Linked DNA regions of Homo sapiens: region 2 is linked to region 1. The links are chromatin contacts, found by Hi-C in ENCODE. All regions are on one chromosome and are shown on one strand. Each heading gives the region's core, a stretch centred on a gene start or an enhancer-like site at or near the end of the contact. The rest is flanking DNA. Distances are from core to core; before and after follow the strand shown.

Evidence for each region. A loop is a pair of places that touch in the nucleus more often than their neighbours do.
Region 2: a map of mammary epithelial cell shows a loop between it and region 1 (12-fold over the local background). The contact joins two enhancer-like sites. A Hi-C loop is called at or near these places in 3 of 168 maps with a recorded cell type or tissue (PC-3, mammary epithelial cell and transverse colon).

What each region holds. Positions count from the first base shown.
Region 1 is chr17:5,832,168-5,836,775 of GRCh38, reverse strand. The region is part of intron 1 of LOC339166 (a long non-coding RNA gene); the gene reads right to left. Among named protein-coding and RNA genes, the nearest start is that of WSCD1, 240 kb to the left of the region's middle. Within about 2 kb of position 1,900, at least 5 of the 41 ENCODE cell types and tissues checked have a DNase peak (open chromatin) inside an H3K27ac peak, as active enhancers do; they include PC-3 and mammary epithelial cell, where a contact is called at or near this core.
Region 2 is chr17:5,882,432-5,887,039 of GRCh38, reverse strand. All of the region lies in intron 2 of LOC339166 (a long non-coding RNA gene), which reads right to left. Among named protein-coding and RNA genes, the nearest start is that of WSCD1, 190 kb to the left of the region's middle. Within about 2 kb of position 2,744, at least 3 of the 41 ENCODE cell types and tissues checked have a DNase peak (open chromatin) inside an H3K27ac peak, as active enhancers do; they include PC-3 and mammary epithelial cell, where a contact is called at or near this core.

The DNA.
Region 1 (4,608 bases), core at 651-3,150:
TTCAAACCCCAGCTTAGCCTCAGTTTTTTTTTTTTTTTTTTTTTTTACCATTTGTACGGTGGGGATAATAAGAGTACTATATCACAAGGTTACTGGGGGACTAATTGCATTAAAATATACAAAGTCCTTAGGACACTGTTGGCACATGGTAGGCACTATTCAGGTATTTGTCATTAGTTCTAGTGTTAATATCTTTTTTCTTTTTTTTTTTGAGACGGAGTCTCACTCTGTTGCCAGGCTGGAGTGCAGTGGCAGGATCTCGGCTCACTCCACCTCCCAGGTTCAGGCAATTCTCCTGCCTCAGCCTCCCGAGTAGCTGGGACTACAGGCGTGAGCCACCACGCCCAGCTAATTTTTGTATTTTTTGTAGAGACGGGGTTTCACCATGTTGGCCAGGATGGTCTCAATCTCTTGACCTCGTGATCTGCTCCCCTCGGCCTCCCAAAGTGCTGGGATTACGGGCATGAGCCACCACGCCCGGCCATCCTAGTGTTATCTCTTATTTCCCACCTTTGGAACCTGATATTGTGGACACAGCCGTGTAGTCTGCGATCCCCCACCCTCAGTCTGTGGTTACCACTCCTTCTCCTGTCTTCAATCAGGACCTTTCACAAACAGAATCCAGGGTCCCAAGTGGAGGGCAAAGCCTCACTGAGGTGTAAAACATCCCCTCCTTGATCCAAAAGCCTACCTCAGTCCCCCATCAAGGGAGCTATGATGGTTAATTTTGTGTGTCCACTTGGCTGGGCCATGGTGCCCAGGTATTTGGTCAAACATTATTCTGGATGTTTCTGTGTGGGTGTTTTTGGATGAGTTTGACATTTAAATTGGTGGACTTTGGGTAGAGTGCCCTCCATGAGTCGGTGGGCCTCATCCAATCACCTGACAGCCTGAATAAAACAAAAGATTGCTCTCCCCCAAGCAAGAGGGAATTCTGCCAGCAGATGGTTTCAGACAAGAACTGCAACTGTGGCTCTTTCCTGGGTCTCCAGCAGGATGGCCTATCCTGTGAATTTTAGGCTTGCCAACTTCCATTATTCATGCACCTATTCCTTAAAATAAATCTATACACTGTTGATCAAAATTAAGGCTCTTGAGGCTGAAATAAATTGAAAAAGCTTTAGCAGAAGTCAAATGTGAGCATCAACCTGGGAAGACACACCAACGAATTTAGGTGTGTTCCAAAGTCTGTTACAAGTTGGAATGCCATTATAAGAACGTTTAGGAGAAGGGAGGGGGTCTTCTCATATCAGAGTTGCTCTTTTTTATTGGTGGGTTCAATTCAGAGGTTACAATCATCGGCTACAGTTTACAGCATACTGGCCAAAATGTCCTACAGCAAGACAATCAGCAAAACTTCATGCATCAGAAACAAATCAGTGTCCGTTTCAGTGTTAATAGGTTACATATTAATCAGTACATCAAAAATTTGAGGAACTCACAATAAGATTTGAGGGACTCACAATAAGATTTGTTACTCAGAGGGGCCAGGCGCGGTGGCTCACGCCTGTAATCCCAGCACTCTGGGAGGCCGAGGCGGGTGGATCATGAGGTCAGGAGATCGAGACCATCCTGGCTAACAAGGTGAAACCCCGTCTCTACTGAAAATACAAAAACTTAGCCGGGCGTGGTGGCGGGCACCTGTAGTCCCAGCTACTCAGGAGGCTGAGGCAGGAGAATGGCGTGAACCTGGGAGATGGAGCTTGCAGTGAGCCGAGATCGCGCCACTGCACTCCAGCCTGGGCGACAGAGCAGGACTCTGTCTCGAAAAAAAAAAAAAAGATTTGTTACTCAGAGACAGGATGTAAGCCATGAATCATAAGACCTTTCCCAGGTGGTTAATTTGGAAGCCTGCCAAAGGTGACCTGTAAGTTATCATTTCCCCTTTTTGATCAAAAATCTTCATGTGGAAGCACTGATGATAAATCTCCACTTAGGTTAGAGTGATAGACATTCTTTATCCCTAGGCACTGAGAAGGCTCATTCCCAGGAAGTCTCATCTCTCAATGCAAAGAAAGAACCTTGTTATTGCAGGCAGGTTGTTAGCAACATGGGGCAGAACATGACACAAGGCTATGTGCTGTTTTCCTGAATAATGAATCACATACAGTTGCTGGGTGATATTATTTTGGCCTTAGCTGTTGAGGAATAGTTTCCATATTCTGGAGAATTTGGGTAAAGAGAAAATAAGTGTCTTAATTTTGTTCACAAAAGCATACTTTACCCAATTGTTGTAAGGTGGCTCAAAAGAAGGAAAACTTTTTGACGTTGGAAAACAGAATATAAAAAGAATTAGCAATTTTTTTAAAAGTCATAAAAATCATTTTAGTCCTCTATGAGTGCAGTCCCGTGTAATTCTTGTTTTGTTTGATGTTGGGTTAGTGATCTTGATGTACAACTTTTTATGGAAGTTTTTATTTAGTCTATTATTCTTAAAGTTATCGGAAATCTGTATTCAAAAGGACTTGTTAGAGTCTCTTCCATGGAAAGCAGTTTTGGAGTATAGCTGATTGCAAATGTTTCTAGAGAAGATTTCAAAACAATAGCTCTGGCCTGTAATCCCAGCACTTTGGGAGGCCGAGGCGGGTGGATCACTTGAGCTCAGGAGTTCGTGACCTGCCTGGGCAACGTGGCAAAATCCTGTGTCTACTAAAAATACAAAAAATTAGCCAGGCGAGGTGGTGCACGCCTATAATCCTAGCTACTCGGGAGGCTGAAACAGGAGAATCGCATAAACCTGGCAGATGGAGGTTGCTGAGAGCTGAGACTGCACCACTGCACTCCACCCTGGGTGACAGGGTGAGACTCTGTCTCAATTTAAAGAAAAAAAAAAGCTATGATCACAAAAACTTTGAATAGCCATAGGTTAAATCTGATGAAAATTCCCAATTGACAAAGAAATTTAGTTATTTCCATTGCATGTAGCATTTTAAGATAACAACCACAACTATGACTGACAGTGTCATATCAGGACCATTAGACTTTTATAAATTTTATGTAATCTTTAGAATACTCATATTAATAACATAGCCATATAATTTTAGAAAAAATTAACATAATCAAAATTATGACTGATAACATATTGGGTTTTTATAATTTACATACTTTTTGGAACATTTATATCAACAACATACCCATAGATGTAACTGAAGGAAGATTAGTATCATTTATTGTCATTGTTTTCCATATAATTCACCAAATACATATATTAGATCAAAAACTGCAATTAAAACTGCAATTACTTTTGCACCAACCTAATATTTAATCCAAAAAGACTTAATTTAGGATTTTCACCCTTGGAAAATACGTCAAATATGTCAGAAGTTTCAAAACATTGGAACAAAACAAAATTACAGGTCATTGTCTTTGTAAAATAATAGTTATTTATTTAACCAGTGTGACAATCAAAAGACCTCAGGGGCCATACAGAAAGTTACATGAATATAAAACCCTTAACCCATTTACAGCTCAGTTTTCCTAAGTAATCAAGAAACCTAATAAAGGCAACACAGGAATTATCTTGACAAAATGTAAAATCTTTGGTTTTTCAGTCAGCTACCAAAAAGGTAAAGAATAACCTCCTGTGGTGTGATTGCTTCTCCTTATGAGAAGCCAATTTAGATAACCTGGAAGCCAAGCCTGATGAAAAGGATATTTAAATTTAAACAGACGCAGACACAGGAAGTGTTTCCAGGGTGATGAGTGAACACTGCATCACAGAGGAATGTAAACAAGAAAACCATTACCTTGATCAGGGGAATACATGGTTCTTTGTATGGGAAGTCTCCAAATTACATTGACCAATTCAGACACATCAAGAAAAGCCAAGAGAATGGAATCAAGTTACACTGGAGGAAAACATTGCTTTTCTAGAACTTCAAGATAAACATTTCAGCAGCAGGCCACAACATCAGAATTAGAACTAGAGAAAAAAGTTATAGGAATGGATGAAAAGGTGGAAAGAGTTATCACCCCAGCCAAGCAAAAAGATATATCTTTTCAAGAGGAGGAAAAACAGAAAGCAATGATACATGACCTGCAAATTACATGTAGCCGAGCACAGCAAAAGTTGAACTTGCAAAATATAAATCTCAGAAGTTTCAAAAAGAAAAAGATAACAGAATTAAAAATCAAAACCTCTTACAATGTCATTAAGAGCGAATCAATACTTTAAGAAAACCTTGTTCCAACATAGGGGACCAATCTTTAGAAAGACTTATAAATAATTTCCTTTTAATTATAGCCAACTTAAACACACACAAAATTTCTTTCTTAAATTCTCTTTTCATGAACCTGATACAGACCATTTATGACATGCTTACTTTATCCTACACTTCCTTTTTCTTAAATACCAAGTCATTTTACTTTAGGACAAAAAATTATTATTCAAGATTTTTTCTCACACAAAATTATTTTTTCTTTAACCTTACTTAATAAAAATATATATTTATGTCCACAACTTTCTTCACATCTCTCTCTCTCTGTCTTACTTAATGGTTCCTTTCTATCTTCTTATATCTTTCCCCTAAATCTACATTTTGAATCAACTTTTAAATAACCTCCAAATTCGACAAAATTATTTTTTCTCAGTAAAGAAAACATGTTATC
Region 2 (4,608 bases), core at 1,495-3,994, 49 kb before region 1:
GCCACCTTGCCAGGTACGGTGGCTCACGCCTGTAATCCCAGCACTTTGGAAGGCCGAGACCGGCAGATCACCTGAGGTGGGGAGTTTGAGACCAGCCTGACCAACATGGAGAAATCCCGTCTCTACTAAAAATACAAAATTAGCCGGACGTGGTGGCTCATGCCTGCAATCCCAGCATTTTGGGAGGCCGAGGCAAGCAGATCACCTGAGGTCGGGAGTTCGAGACCAACCTGACCAACATGGAGAAATCCCATCTTTACTAAAATACAAAATTAGCCAGACGTGGTAGAACATGCCTGTAATCCCAGCTACTTGGGAGGCTGAGGCAGAAGAGTCGCTTGAACCCGGGAGGCGGAGGTTGCAGTGAGCTGAGATCGCACCATTACACTCCAGCCTGGGCAACAAGAGCAAAACACTATCAAAAAAAAAAAAAAAAAAAAAAAGCCACCTTGAACAAGTGTGGAATTATGGAATTATGCAATGGTTATGGAAGGACAACCTTCCCTGGGGTCCAGTCTGAGGGGCCATCACCATCCTGGCTTTCTAGCGGCAGGAAAAAATAGCTTCTAGGGAGGCTGCAGTTTCCTGGCCCACAGCAAAACTGGTCTGATATGTCTGTAGCTTGCCATAGAGAAGACCTGTTCTCCAGCCATCTGGGAGTGACAGAAATCAGTTGTTTCAAGAGACTGGCTGATCCATATAGCTATAGGGATCAGAGCTTTAGTAAGCCTAAGCCCTAAATAATCCCTTTATTGTTTTTTTTAATTAATTAATTTTTTTTTTTTAAGAGAAACAAGATCTTGCTCTGTCACCCAGGCTGGAGTGCAGTGGCGTGATCATAGCTCACTGCAGCTTCAAACTCCTGGACTCAAGGGATCCTTCTGCCTTGGCTTCCCAAAGTACTGAGATTACAAGTGTGAGCCATCACATCTGTCCCCATTTATTCTATAGATGGGAGACTAGACCCACAGTTACAGAGTGAGTTGGAGGCCATGCTGAGTCTAGAGTCTCGTCTTAAAATTTTCCCAGCCTGGGCTTTGTAACTAGAACAACCATCTTATGCCATCCGAACCCCCTCTGTCAAGAGGCCTCTTTCCTGGAGATCTAGGTGCCTTAGCCTTAGTATGTACGCAGCTTACTTTAACGTTGCCTTGAGAATGCCCAAGAGCTTGGAAGCCGGGCAGGAAGGGCAAAGCAGTGTGGGCCTTGCAGTTCACATTGCAGAGGAAACAGCACCCAGAGGCTAAGGAGCTGGAGGTATGCAGTGGCTCTGTTCAAGCCGTGGGCCCCCCATCATAATGTTCCCCGGTTCTCAACATTGTTTGGGAGCTTTCTCTTCTATGATAGGCATCTCATGATTGAACCAAGAAATACTTACTGAGCACCCACTCCAGAGCATACACTGGGCCATGCAGGGAGGGATCAGGCAGTTTGCACAAGACAGAAAGGTCCCTGCCTCTGTGGAGCTTACAGTCCAGTGGAGTATTGGTCCCTCATGGAGCCCACCCAAAGGATACAGGACAAGCATCTTTTCTCTGCCACTGTCCAGCAAGTGAAGATGCAGAGGGAACCCTTTGGCACCAAGCGGGCCCATGACTCTGAGGGCACAGTCCCATGTCTCCCTGAAGGACCTCCCAGGATGGACGGGCCAGTGGCTGGGATAAGAGAGCAAAAGCTCATGCTGGAGAAACACCCACCCGCCTGAGGTCAATCCTTGCAGGACATACTGTCCCGCAGTACTGCTGGACCCATTCCCTGGCGTCCTTACCACCTAGCGCAGCACTCAATAGTTACTTCTTAAATAAAAGGATGAATGAGGAGATTAAGTTAACTTCCTTCAGCTTCAGTTTCTTCTTTTGCAAAATGAAGAGTGTTATAGAGATCAAATGAGGAAGCCGGCTAGGAAGCTAGGAAAGATTTTTGCAGAGCTTTGTGTGTTCTGAAACACAAAGAAGTGAAACAGAATCCAGATTCCAAAGGGCTTCAAGAGGTGAGATGAAAGGCTGCTCCCAGCAAGGAGAAACACACATGGGAAATGCAAATTCCCATGCTGGGGCCTGAAACTCAGCCGCACAAGAATAGGCAGCTACCAGGCCAGGCATGGTGGCTCACACCTGTAATCCCAGCACTTTGGGAGGCCAAAGGGGGTGGATCATGAGGTCAGGAGTTCAAGACCAGCCTGGCCAACATGGTGAAACCCCGTCTCTAATAAAAATATAAAAATTAGCCGGGTGTGGTGGCGGGCACCTGTGTTCCCAGCTACTCAGGAGGCTGAGGCAGGAGAATCACTTGAACCTGGGAAGCGGAAGTTGCAGTAAGCCAAGATCACGCCACTGCACTCCAGCCTGGGTGACAGAGCGAGACTGCATCTCAAAAAAAAAAAAAAAAAAAAAAAAAAAAAGGCAACTAGCAGAACAAGGCTGAGAAGAAGCCTTGGGCGGGGTGGGGTGGGGTTGCAGGTGCGTGCAAAGAATTTTCAGATTATGTTTGCCCAAAGACTTAATGGAATCTTAATAACATTGATGGTGATGGTGATAACTAACCCCTCTTGAATGCTTGCTCTGTGCTAGATGCTGAGCCACGAACTTCACATGCACATCTTGTTTCATCATCTCAGAACCCTGATTCATTCATTCACTCGCTCATTCAATAAATATTTATTAAGAGCCCACATCCTTTACGAAGCATGGTTATAAAGACTATGAAGAAACGTGAACATTTGGACATGACGTTAAATGGAGAAGGAAAGCAATATTCAAAGTCACAACTGAACACTGCAAAACACATGGGGAGGGGTGAGCAGTAAACAAAGGAGACAAAGGCTCTTCCCTACTGGAGCTTATATTCTAGTCACAGCAGGCAGACGAAAAACAAAATGAATGAGTAACATGTAAAGTGGTGTTAAGTGTGGGTTGGAGGATACAGGGGCGGGCATAGCCCTCTGAAATATGATAGAGAGGAAAGACCTCTCTGCGAGGGTGACATTTGAGCAATGCCTAAAGAAGAGTGAGGGGGTGAGGGCAGAGAGTTCTAGGCAGAAGGAACAGCAAGGGCAAAAGCCCTGAGGCAGGCTTGTGTCAGGCATGATGACAGAGGAGCAAGGAGGCAGGATGCCTGGAGAGAAGTGCCAGAGGCAGAAGCAGGAGGAGATGGAGGCGGGTTGGGGGAGGGGGGGTTCTTTGAAGTTATCACAAGAACTTTGGCTTCTATTCTGAATAAGGTTAAGAAACCAAGGAGGAGGGGCCGGGCGTGGTGGCTCACCTCTGTAATCCCAGCACTTTGGAAGGCTGAGGTGGGTGGATCACCTGAGGTCAGGAGTTCGAGACCAGCCTGGCCAACATGGTGAAACCCCATCTCTACTAAAAATACAAAAAATTAGCCAGGCACGGTGGTGCGTGCCTGTAATCCCAGCTACTCGGGAGGCTGAGGCAGGAGAATCCCTTGAACTCGGGAGGTGGAGGTTGCAGTGAGCTGAGATCGCCCCATTACACTCCAGCCTGGGCAACAAGAGCAAAACTCCATCTCAAAAAAAGGGAAGGGAAGGCGGGGAGGGGACGGGAGGGGAGGGGAGGATGGGAAGGGAGAGGAAGGGAAGGGAAGGGAAGGGAAGGGAAGGCAGGGGAGGGGAGGGGAGGGGAGGGCCAGTGAGGAGTGATGGGATTTTACTTAGATTTTAACCTGAGGCTCACTCCATCTGCTGTGTTGGGAAGAAACCAAAGAATGACCTGGACGGATGCAGAAAGTCCATTTAGAGACTCTTCACTCATCCAGGAAAGAGGTCATCCTGGTTCAGAGTGGGGTGGTGGCAGTGGGGTGATGGAAATTGGTCAGAATCTGGATCTATCAGCCACAGGACTTGCTGATGAGTTGGGGTGTAGGGCGAGAAACAGGGGTGGAAGCTGGTGCTCAGGCTTTCCTGTGAGCCACTGCAAGGACAGACTTCCATCCTTCAAGGTAGGGAAGGCAGCAGGAAGAACAGGATAGGGGAGAACATCTGGGGCTCAGGCTTGGATGTCCTACATTCAAGTTGCCTATTGGATGGTCAGTGAAGATGTCAGGGGGACACATGGAGTTCAGAGAACTGGGCTGGAGTCGCCAGCATGCAAGATGATTTAAAGTCATGTGACTGAGTGAGGATCATTACCAGAAAGGGAAAGGTCCTTGCCACCCAGTGAGGTCCCTAAGGGAGGAAGTAACAAAGATAAGAGGCCCAAGGACCGAGTCCTGAGGCAGGAAATGTTTAGAGACATAACAATATAGACGATACAGCAGGTTAAAATGGCCCCCAAAGATATACATTCTACTTTTTGGAACCTGTAAATGTTACCTGATTTGGAAAAGGAGGTTTTGCAAACGTGATTCGATTAATGACTTTGAGAAGGATCCTGGGTTATCTGGTTGGGTCCTAAATCCAGTGACAAGTGTCCTTATAAGACGGGGGCAGAGGGAGATTCAATGAACACCAAGGAGAAGGCTGTGTGGCCACGGAGGAAGGCTGGAAGGATACAAGCCAGGGAGTGCCGGCAGCCACCAAAAGCTAGAAGAGGCAAGGAATGGATTCTCCACTAGAGCTTCTGGTGGGAGGGCAGCCTGCCAACACTTTGATTT